Regions from separate parts of the Homo sapiens genome. Here region 1 is linked to region 2. The links are chromatin contacts, found by Hi-C or POLR2A ChIA-PET in ENCODE. All regions are on one chromosome and are shown on one strand. The core of a region is the stretch at or near the end of the contact, and the rest is flanking DNA. Distances in the headings are between cores, read along the strand shown. Region 1 holds the start of PLIN2 (perilipin 2). Region 2 holds the start of DENND4C (DENN domain containing 4C).

Region 1 (2,500 bases), core at 1-2,500, 100 kb before region 2:
TAGGCTGAGGACATGAGGTCATACGTGGAGCTCACCAAGGGCAGGTTGACCACCCGAGTCACCACACTCTGCAATCAAAGTAGGGAGGGTATGCTTATTAATCTCTCAAAACACAAAAGGAGAGAAAGTAGACAAAGGCTACTCAAAATTCATACCGGTTGTGGATCAACTGCAACGGATGCCATTTTTCTTCCTGGAGAAAGAAATCTGCAGAAAAGAGACTTATTTCAGAACACCGGGATAAGACTCTCCCAAATTCATTCCCCAACCCAAGCAAATGCTGATTACAAGTAGAGAAAAATGCAGGGTGAGCTCCCTGTAGTCTTCTGCACTTCTTTCCTCTCTCCAGCTCTCCAGGTCCCCCTCCTGAAAGACCCACACCCACACAACCCCACTCCCTCTTTTGAGGCAAAGTTTCAGAGCTTATGTGTAAACTTGCAATACTCAGGAGGGAGAAGTAAAGTTGTTGACATACTTCTCTTGTTTCTCCGAGTATCTGTTAACAAAAATGCTAGCCAAGCCGGACGCGGTGGCTCACGCCTGTAATCCCAGCACTTTGGGAGGCCGAGGGGGGTGGACTGCTTGATGTCAGGAGTTCAAGACCAGCCTGACCAACGTGGTGAAACCCCGTCTCTTCTAAAAATACAAAAATTAGCCGGGCGTGGTGGCGGGCGCCTGTTATCCCAGCTGCTCTGGAGGCTGAGGCAGGAGAATCGCTTGAACCCGGGAGGCGGAGGTTGCAGTGAGCCTAGATGGCGTCACTGCACTCCAGCCTGGGCGACAGAGCGAGACTCCGTCAAAAAAAAAATGCGGTTTTCTAACGCGTTTCCCTTTCGATAATGTCCCTTCGACAAATATTGTTTTCCCACAACCACCCAAGCAGGCCAAGGGACATTCGATAGCAATCGCCCTAAATCTGTTGGCAGGAAAGAAGCCTCAACGCACAAAGGCAAGGGTCGAAAGCGCGGGTTCAGCAGACCGCCCCTACCCAGCCAGGACCTGGAAGCCGCGAGGCGAGCGGGGGGTCTCGGACCATCACCCCCGCGTCCCGTCCACCTTTGAGCCCCGCGGGGAGCAGAGCAGCGGTCCCAAGGCCCCGGGGAGCCCCCCACCCCAACTGGGCGCCGCTGGGGGCCCGGGACCGGTTCGCTGGGGCACCCACTGGGCGCGCACTCACCGACGGACTGCAGCGAAAGGCGAAGAGCAGGCGCGTCCCGAAGACGACTCCGGCTGCCACGACCCGGTCAAAGCGTGGGGCCCGCGGGCGCCCGGGCTATAAACCCCGCCTCGCCGCCCCTCCCCAAGCCTCCGCAGCACGTGACCCGCGGCAGCACGCCCTGTCCCAAGCCCGAGTGTCACCCTCGGGCACGTCCCGGCGCCCTCCCCCAACGCCGGCCCTCCTAGAGTGGTGGGGGCCCGGTCGGGTTGAGAGGGTGTGCTGCCTGGGCGAGGGGCCCCGCCACGGGGAGAGGAGCCTGTCGGGAGCCGGGCGGGGGCCCGGCCTGGGGAGGCTGGGAGTTGGAGGTAGCCCTGCCTGGAGTCGGGGCGCTGCCTGGAGTCGGGGCGCTGCCTGTGGTCGGGGTCCTGCCTGTGGTCGGGGTCCTGAGAGGCCCGGGGCAAATGGGGATGGCGCCCAGGCCGGCTTTGGGGTTTTGAAAAATGCAAACAAATTCACACCAACTTGTTGAACGGCGTTAGTCCTCAGAATAGAACTCTAAAAATGGAAGCGGTGGCTCACGCCTGTAATCACAACACTTTGGGATGCTGAGGCGAGAGGATCTGTCGAGCCTAGGAGTTCGAGACCAGCCTGGCGAAGATTTTTATTTTATTTTAAAAAATAGCCCAGCGTGGTGTCGTGCGCCTGTGGCCCCAGCTACCTGCGAGGCTAAGATGGGAGGATCGCTTGAGCCTGGGAGGTCGAGGCTGCAGTGAGCCGAGATCGCGTGGCGCTGCACAATGGCTTCTACGCTGTTATTTTTAGCGAAGTAATAACTTTTAAAAGTTTTGTGGCGGCTGGGCGCGGTGGCTCACGCCTGTAATCCTAGCACTTTGGGAGGCCGAGGCGAGCGAATCACCAGCCTGGCCAACATGGCGAAACCCCGTCTCTCTCAAAATACAAAGAAAGCAGCCCAGCGTGGTGGCGCGCGCCTGTAGTCCCAGCTAGTCCCGGCTGTTTAGCGGGGTTGGGGGCAGGCGGGTGGGTGGCTGAGGTGAAAGAATCTTTTGAGCCCAGGTGGTCGAGGCTGCAATGAGTCGAGATCGCGCCACTGTACCACTGCACCCCAGCCTGAGTGACTGAGACCCTGTCTAAAAAAAAAAAAAGAAAAGAAAAAAGAAAAAGAAAACAAAAAACTTAACTCCAGATCACTCCAGAATGACAGCTGCCTAGGGTTATGTGACATAGGCAACTTTATACGTGCAGGGTTATGCATTGTTTTTCAAAGACAACTTAAAACGTCATCTGAGTCCCAGTTGTGTTTTTTTGTTGTTGTTGTTTTGT
Region 2 (7,607 bases), core at 4,640-7,139:
CACACTCTTAACAAATTTCTCTTCTATCAAAGGTGGTTTATAAATAACAGATGAGATAAAGTCAGTCTTTCCGGCTGGGTGCAGTGGCTCACGCTGTAATCCTAGCACTTTGGGAGGCCGAGGTGGGTGGATCACGAGGTCAGGAGATCGAGACCTTCCTGGCTAACAGGGTGAAACCTGTCTCTACTAAAAATACAAAAAATTAGCTGGGCGTGGTGGCGGGACCTGTAGTCCCAGCTACTCGGGAGGCTGAGGCAGGAGAATGGCGTGAACCCGGGAGGCGCGGGTTGCAGTGAGCGGAGATCGCGCCACTGCACTCCAGCCTGGGCGACAGCGCGAGACTCTGTCTCAAAAAACAAAAAACAAAAACCAAAAGTCAGTCTTTCTACTTTTCCTACTTTTTCTTACTGCAATTGTAAACACTATCATTATGGTATTAAAATAAGCTTGGATCAGCATTACAGGATGCCAAGTCATATGCTGAATGAATCCAATCATATTCACTAAAAGAAGAGCTACCATTAATGAGCACTTGTTACCTTCCAGGTACTGCTGTATTAGTTATGTGTTGTCGTGTAACAAATTATCCCCAAATTTTGCAGCTGGAAAGAAGAAGCATTTATTACCTCACAGTTTCTATGACTAAAGAATCCGGGAGTGGCTTAGCTGGGTGATCTGGATCACGGTCTCTCAGGACGCTGCAATCAAGATGTTGGCTGAGGCCATGCTCATCTCAAGGCTCAGTTTGGGGAGGATCCACTTCTAATCAAAATCACAAGGAAACCTGATGGCATGGTACCTAGTTTCCCCAAGAGCAAGCAATCCAAGAGGATGAGACAAAGAATTTAAGACTGAAGCCACAGTCTTTTATCATTTCATCCTGTTAGAGTTATCCTATCAGTTTTGAAGTACTCAGTGTATTAGAAACCAGTCAGTAAGTTCACCCCACACTCAATATGAGGGGATTACACAAGGATATAAATGGCAGGAGGCAGGAATTGTTGTAAACCATACTGAGAGGCTGCCTATCACATGTGCTGATTATTGATTCCTGAACTGATGTGTTTAATATTTATAGCCTATTGTAAATTAATAAATGATCTTCTTTGTGAATATCATTCTACTTACTTTACAGATGAGGAAAAGTTAAGTAACTTACCCAAGAACAGAGAGAAAGAAAGTGAGAGAAGCACAGACTGATTTATGCCAGGCATTCATCAATTATTATTATTATTATTTTTAACTTTTTTTTTTTTTTGAGACAGGGTCTAGGTGTCACCCAGACTGGAGTGCAGTGGCACGATCTTGGCTCATTGCAACCTCCGCCTTCCAGGCTCAAGTGATCCTCACACCTCAGCCTTCCGAGTAGCTGGGACTACCGGCATGCACTACCACACCCAGCTAATTTTTTGTATTTTTGGTAGAAATGGGGATTCGCCATGTTGCTCAGGCTGGTCCTGAACTCCTGAGCTCAAGCGATTTGCCCACCTTGGCTTCCCAAAGTGCTGGGATTACAAGCTTGAGACACCACACCTGGCCCATCAATTAGTTTCTGAGAGACTATAATATATATGAGTTACTCTGCTAGATCCTAGGCATCCAGAATAAAAACATATAAATACACATCTGTGATATATATTACTCCTGCCCTCACAGGGCAATGATTAGAAGTTTTTGAAGCGGGGCTGGGCATGGTGGCTCATGCCTGTAATCCCAGCACTTTGGGAGGCTGAGGCGGGCAGATCACGAGGTCAGGAGTTCAAGACCAGCCTGAACAACATGGTGAAACTCCGTCTCTACTAAAAATTACAAAAATTAGCCGGGTGTTGTGGCGCGTGCCTGTAATCCCAGCTATTCAGGAGGCTGAGGAAGGAGAATCGCTTGAACTTGGAAGGCAGAGGTTGCAGTGAACGAAGATCACACCATTGCACTCTGGCCTGGGCGACAGAGCAAGACTCCATCTCAAAAAAAAAAAAAAAAAAAATCATGTTTTTTTTTTTTTTTGAGACAGAGTCCTGCTCTGTCGCCCAGGCCGGAGTACAGTGGTGCAATCTCGGCTCACTGCAACCTCTGCCTACCGGGTTCAAGCGATTCTCCTGCCTCAGCTTCCTGAGTAGCTGGGATTACAAGCGCACACCACCACGCCCGGCTAATTTTTGTATTTTTAGTAGAGATGGTGTTTCGTCATGTTGTCCAGGATGGTCTCAAACTCCTGACCTCAGGTGATCTGCCCGCCTCGGCCTCCCGAAGTGCTGGGATCACAGGTGTGAGCCACCGCGCCCGGCCCCAAAAATATCTTAAGGAAATTTTCAACATTTTCATTCCACTCCTTTGTGTCACAGTTCCACGGAAATCTGCAGTGACCACGCCCAGTCAGAAGGCAGCAAGAAGGAGCTTTCTGCTAGAATGTCTGTGTTCCCCTCTTCGATGGGCTGATTTTTTCCTATGCATTCTTCTATCTACATAGGCCCAACTAAAACTGTGACACTATAATCATTATAACAATTATGTTGATATCGGGCTCTCCGACTCTCCTACTTTTTATACAGTCAAATATTATTATTATTTTTTTGAAACAGGGTCTTGCTCTGTCCATCAGGCTGGAGTGCAGCGGTGAGATCTCGGCTCACTGCAATCTCTGCCTTCTGGGTTCAAGAGATTCTCCTGTCTCAGCCTCCCTAGTAGCTGAGATTACAGGCACCCACCACCATATCTGGCTAATTTTTGTATTTTTAAATAGAGACGGGGTTTTATCACATTGGTCAGGCTGGTCTCAAATTCCCGACCTCCGGTGATCCACCCACTTCAGCCTCCCAAAGTGCTGGGATTACAGGCATGAACCATGGTGCCCAGCCTTTATATTAAAATTTAAAATGAGGCCGGGTGTGGTGGCTCACACCTAGAATCCTAGCACTTTGGGTGGCCGGGAAGCAGGCGGATTGCTTGAACTCAGGAGTTTGAGACCAGCCTGGGCAACGTGGCAAAACACTGTTATCTACCCAAAAAAAAACAAAAACAAAAACAAAAAAAACAAAAAATTAGCCGGGTGTGGTTGGTTGCGCACGCCTGTAGTCCCAGCTACTTAGAAGGCTGAAGCAGGAGAAGCGCTTGAGCCTGGGAGGTGGAGGTTGCAGTGAGCCAAGACGATGCCATTGCACTCCAGCCTGTGCAATAGAGCAAGCCTCTGTCTCAAAAAATATATATATATATAAATATATATATATAAAATTTCAAATGAACTTATTTCAGTTCTGGGCCCCTAAGCATGCAGTTGGGAAGGTTGCTGAATCAAGAACTTCCAGATCTGAGAACAGTTAACTCACATGAAAAATTAGTCCCAAAACATTCAAGTTCATTCTATGAAATTTTTGGTGGAAAATGGCAGTGAAAAATCTATGGTAAATCTATAGGACGATTAAGATAGTGAGAAAAATTAAAGAAAATCCTAAGCCTTCCATTGCAAAGTGAGAAAAATCAAGTCAAGTGGAAGAGAGATACTGGCCTCATCCATTTTTCATTTCTGTGGGTGCCATAAAAAAAGAGAGAGAGAGAGAAAAAAAAAAACTCTGAATCCCTGAGAGCTAATTAAATGAATGTACCCATTAAGAAATCTTGTCTTGGTTGGGCACGGTGCCTCATATCTGTAATCCCAGAGTTTTGGGAGGCTGAGGTAATAGGATTGCTTGAGTTCAGGTGTTCAAGACTAGCCTGGGCAATATAGTGAGACTTTATATCTTCCCCTAACCCCCCCAAAAAATTAGTGGGGTGTGGGTGGGTGGTTGGCACAGGCCTACCATCTCAGCTATTCGGGAGGCTGAGGTGGCAGGAAGTTAAGGCTGCAGTGAACCCTGTTTGTGCCACTGCACTCCAGCCTGGGTGACAGAGGGGGGGATCCTGTGTCCAAAAAAAAGGAGGGGGCGAAGAAATCTTGTCTTTCCTTTTCTAGTTGGGATGAGGAAAAATTAAAAAATATATATGTAAATAAAGAAAGAAATCTCGTTTATATTGCTTTAAAACTGCTAATTAATTTAGACTTTGGGAAAGAAGGAAAAGAAGCCCACAAGCTAAATTTTGTTTCACTGTTTCTTTTCTTTTTTTTCTTTTTTTTTTTTTTTCTGAGGCAGAGTTTTGCTCTTGTTGCCCAGGCTGGAGTGCAATGGCGCAATCTCGGCTCTCTGCAACCTCCGCCTCCCAGGTTCAAGCCATTCTCCTGCCTTAGCCTCCCGAGTAGCTGGGATTACAGGCATGCACCACCACGCCCGGCTAATTTTGTATTTTTAGTAGAGACAGTGTTTCTCCATGTTGGTCAGGCTGGTCTGGAACTCTCGACCTCAGGTGATCCGCCCGCCTCAGCCTCCCAAAGTGCTGGGATTACAGACGTGAACCACCGCGTCCGGCCCACAAGCTAAATTTTGAAGTATTAGATCCTTTCTTAAACTTTTGCTCTTCGGATTGTCAATGTCAAAGATAGTTTCCAGGGGGACCAAATTGGCCCCAAACTGTTATTAAATAAGCCTTAACTTTTATTGCTGCGCATTTCTTCTGAAATCAATTCTGACTGCTTACGTGGTTAGAAAAATAGTTTCTGCTATTGAATATAAAACTCAAATTATCCATGGCTATGCAATAAACTTCAGAAATAAATGGACAGCAGTGCATTTATGACCCAGGTATAATCTCACATTTTTATGCAAAAATACAGATTAAATAAGGAGAGTGTAATTTTCAGGAAAATGATTATTTATGTGGATACTCACCAGATATGCAGAAATCTTACCAGTTCTGATTTTGACCTGCCATGGAATCTGAAGTCATTCGCCTTTTTTTCCCCCCAGAGGTAAAAAAGTTATCTCTACTTCAAACCATTTCCTTCTTCCTAAATAACTAGTAATTGCTTTTTCATTTACTATGATAACTCAAAAACGTTGTTCAAAAATATCCTGCAAAATTTGCATTATAGAGAAACGACTCTGCAGGCGTCTGTGTCGATAATGAGGCTACACTTAGGAGGCGTGAGGGTACTGACTATGCAAATGAGCGATTTCTCCATTAGGAATTCCCATCCCCAAATCTGGGCCGAAGGAGAGACACCGAGCGCGGCCAGGGACTCACATGGTGCACTGGAGCCAAGGGGTTTCGGGAAGGGCCAGCGCGCGGGTCTCTCTAGAGCCCTCTACTCATGCGTGGGAATTCCAGATTCCTTCCCTGGGAAGGAATCTTCACGTATCTCCCGGCACTGTCCTCAGTGACCTTCAGCCACTCGGCATCACTTTCCCTGTCTTTGAAAACTCCGAGAGAAGCAGCCGCCACCTGCCTCAGGCCAAGGCAATAAACCCACATCACACCGCCAGTCTGAGCCCTGCAGGAAGGGGTGCACAGCGGCCTCCAGAGCGCTTTCTCCCCAGCTCTGTTTCTGCAGGCTCGGCCGCGCGAACGCTGAGGAGGGGATCGGAGGCCCGCAAGGCTCAGACCCCGCGCCCCGCGGGGGTCGCACAGGGGTCGGGCGGGGGAGGGGAGCGGTGGCTGCAGGGCCTCGGCCCTCCCCGGGGGAGGGGCCTGAGCACCGCACCGCCCCCCTCCTCCCTGCGTCTTCTCCCTCCCACCCCCCGCCCTTTTCCACCCGCCCCCGCAGGAGGAAAGGGAGAGGGAGGGGGAAAAGAAAGTGCTGTTTTGTGGAAAGGGGCGGAAGGCGGGGGAGAAAAAGGGAACAGAAACATGGCGGTCAGGTCTTGGGACGGCTGCGCCGCGGGCAGCTCCTAGGCGACGCGCCGCCCGCACTGTCCGACGGCTCACAGCGCGGAGGCACCCGCGCGGGCCAGCGCTCCGGCCATCGCCCCTGGCTGTAGGCGGCGCCCCTCGGAGACCCTGCCCGCGAGGCGGCGCAGGCGCAGACCGGACTGAGGCGGCGGCGGCCGCTGGAGCTAGTCCCCCGCCCTGCCCTGCCGAGCGCGCCCAGTCCGCGAATCCGGTGCTTTCTTGCCCCAGGAAGAAGCCGTGTCGGGGCTGCGCTGACAGAGGAGCAGGCAGCAGGTGAGGCTGCGGCGCGGGGCCTTTGGCGGAGGAAGCCTGCGCCGTGCCCTCGCGGGGCCTGCGCTGCAAGGCTGGGAGGGCGCGGGACAGGTAGAGCCCGGAGGGCTGAGTTCCGAGTGGCTGGCCCGCGGGGGGTCGCCGAGGAGGCGGAGAGTGGCCGCGGCTGGCGTTCGTGGCCTAGTTTCTCCGCGGTTTCCGGGGGCGGGGAGTCCCCGGATCCTGCGGGATGCAGTCGGGGAAAGGCTGCCCCTGAAGAGCCTCCCCGCGTCGCCCGCCGGGCCCATGAGAATCGTTTGCGTACAAGCGCGAGGGGTCTGGGCCCGGGGGACCGCCGGGGCGACGGCCGCTTTGGTGGGGGCCGGGGTGCGGAGGGAGCAGGATCGGGGCTTCCCAGAGGGGGTCGAGGCTGAGAGAGCGGAGAGCTAGAGCCAGGGGTGGCGGGCAGTCTCGAGAGGAGTCGGGGGACTGAGAAGTGTCGGGGACAACGGGGAGGAGGGGGACCTGGGCAGGTGTCTCTGGTGAATTGAAGACATTTCCTTCTCTGTCTTACGGTGGCCGATCCTCAGGGCTTCTTTGTCGGGGATGACTTTCTAGGAGGGCAGTATCCTTTTAACTCTGGAGTGACTAAACACAAAACCAAGGAATGAAGTCCTAAGGCTGACTCCTGTAAAGAGCTGTAACTTTTTCTGTTTTAAGAATGCTGTCACGTCTTTTTTTTTTTCCTCCCCTTTTCTGCTTGATAGACCTTTTCCCTCTCGAAGACCGTCTTTTATCTGCACTAATAAGGAATTACCCAGTTTTTAAATAGTACCGCCTCCTTCTCCCCTTATGTATGTTTGTCACACGGGAAAATTTAGGGTAGTTACCGCGGGTACTTGTGCAAATTTGAGGGAAAGTGTCATTTCCAGTAGTGAACCCTCAGCTGTCTCTTTGTGCCTCCGAGATACTGTCAAGCGTTGTAGCCTGAGAAATTGACCCACTGAGCCTGCTTAATTGTGTGCAAACCCGTGTTGAGGCGTTCTTCCTAGGCCCTAATTTACGTAGGAATAGGTTTTCCCTTCCGGTCTGTGTATAATGAGAGGGGAGAACGTTAGTGCTAAGGCGCTAAGTTCTGGATAAATACTTGATTTGATGTGATAGTGTGTATTACTCTATCAGAAATGCAGAGCGTTGTATGATTTTTCTGTGTACACGCGATAAGAGCAATATTAGTTGCAAAAGGAAGTTTTCATCTTTGAACATTAAAGGTATCCTTTATTCTTGATCACTATAGCATGCAAAAAAGAAACTATATTTTCTGTCCTGTTCTTTGTATTACTGTTAAAGAGTTGGTAAACTGCCGTCTTGCTGTGAGACTGGGAAGTCGGCAATGAAGTTAGATTTGTATTCATGAACATGATCTGCCTGTCATATAGGCTTGCTTTGACTTGTTTTTTTTTTCAGTAGTGGCAAAGGGTTTTCTGCCACTCAATCCACACTTTCCTCCGCATTGGTATCTCCGTTGACCATTTTGCAAAATAGTTTATTGAGATTAGGGGTCTGATCTTTTGTATAACCTGTTGTAGTGAACTGATCAT

What was found. Hi-C counts contacts between places; a loop is a spot of excess contacts on that map. ChIA-PET counts read pairs that join two places held with the same protein, here RNA polymerase II (POLR2A). Pooled maps may share reads with other maps.
Region 1: a loop to region 2 is called in a map of heart left ventricle, with 10 times the contacts of the local background. The contact joins the promoter of PLIN2 here to the promoter of DENND4C in region 2. A Hi-C loop is called at or near these places in 25 of 168 maps with a recorded cell type or tissue (B cell, CD4-positive, alpha-beta T cell, CD4-positive, alpha-beta memory T cell and 17 more), 34 of 37 single-sample maps with no recorded cell type and 37 of 50 pooled maps. POLR2A ChIA-PET finds 5 or more read pairs at or near these places in 26 of 52 experiments (CD4-positive, alpha-beta T cell, CD4-positive, alpha-beta memory T cell, GM10248 and 19 more).

What each region holds. Positions count from the first base shown.
Region 1 is chr9:19,126,242-19,128,741 of GRCh38, forward strand. PLIN2 (perilipin 2) reads right to left here and starts at 1,251. Exons shown (of 8, transcript NM_001122.4): 1 at 1,178-1,251; 2 at 156-207; 3 at 1-68. The coding sequence starts at 185. RefSeq lists enhancers at 497-1,007, 1,008-1,517 and a silencer at 1,030-1,589.
Region 2 is chr9:19,224,804-19,232,410 of GRCh38, forward strand. DENND4C (DENN domain containing 4C) reads left to right here and starts at 5,890. Exons shown (of 33, transcript NM_001330640.2): 1 at 5,890-6,030. RefSeq lists enhancers at 5,048-5,297, 5,682-6,188, 6,189-6,694 and silencers at 5,328-5,627, 5,708-6,077, 6,298-6,437.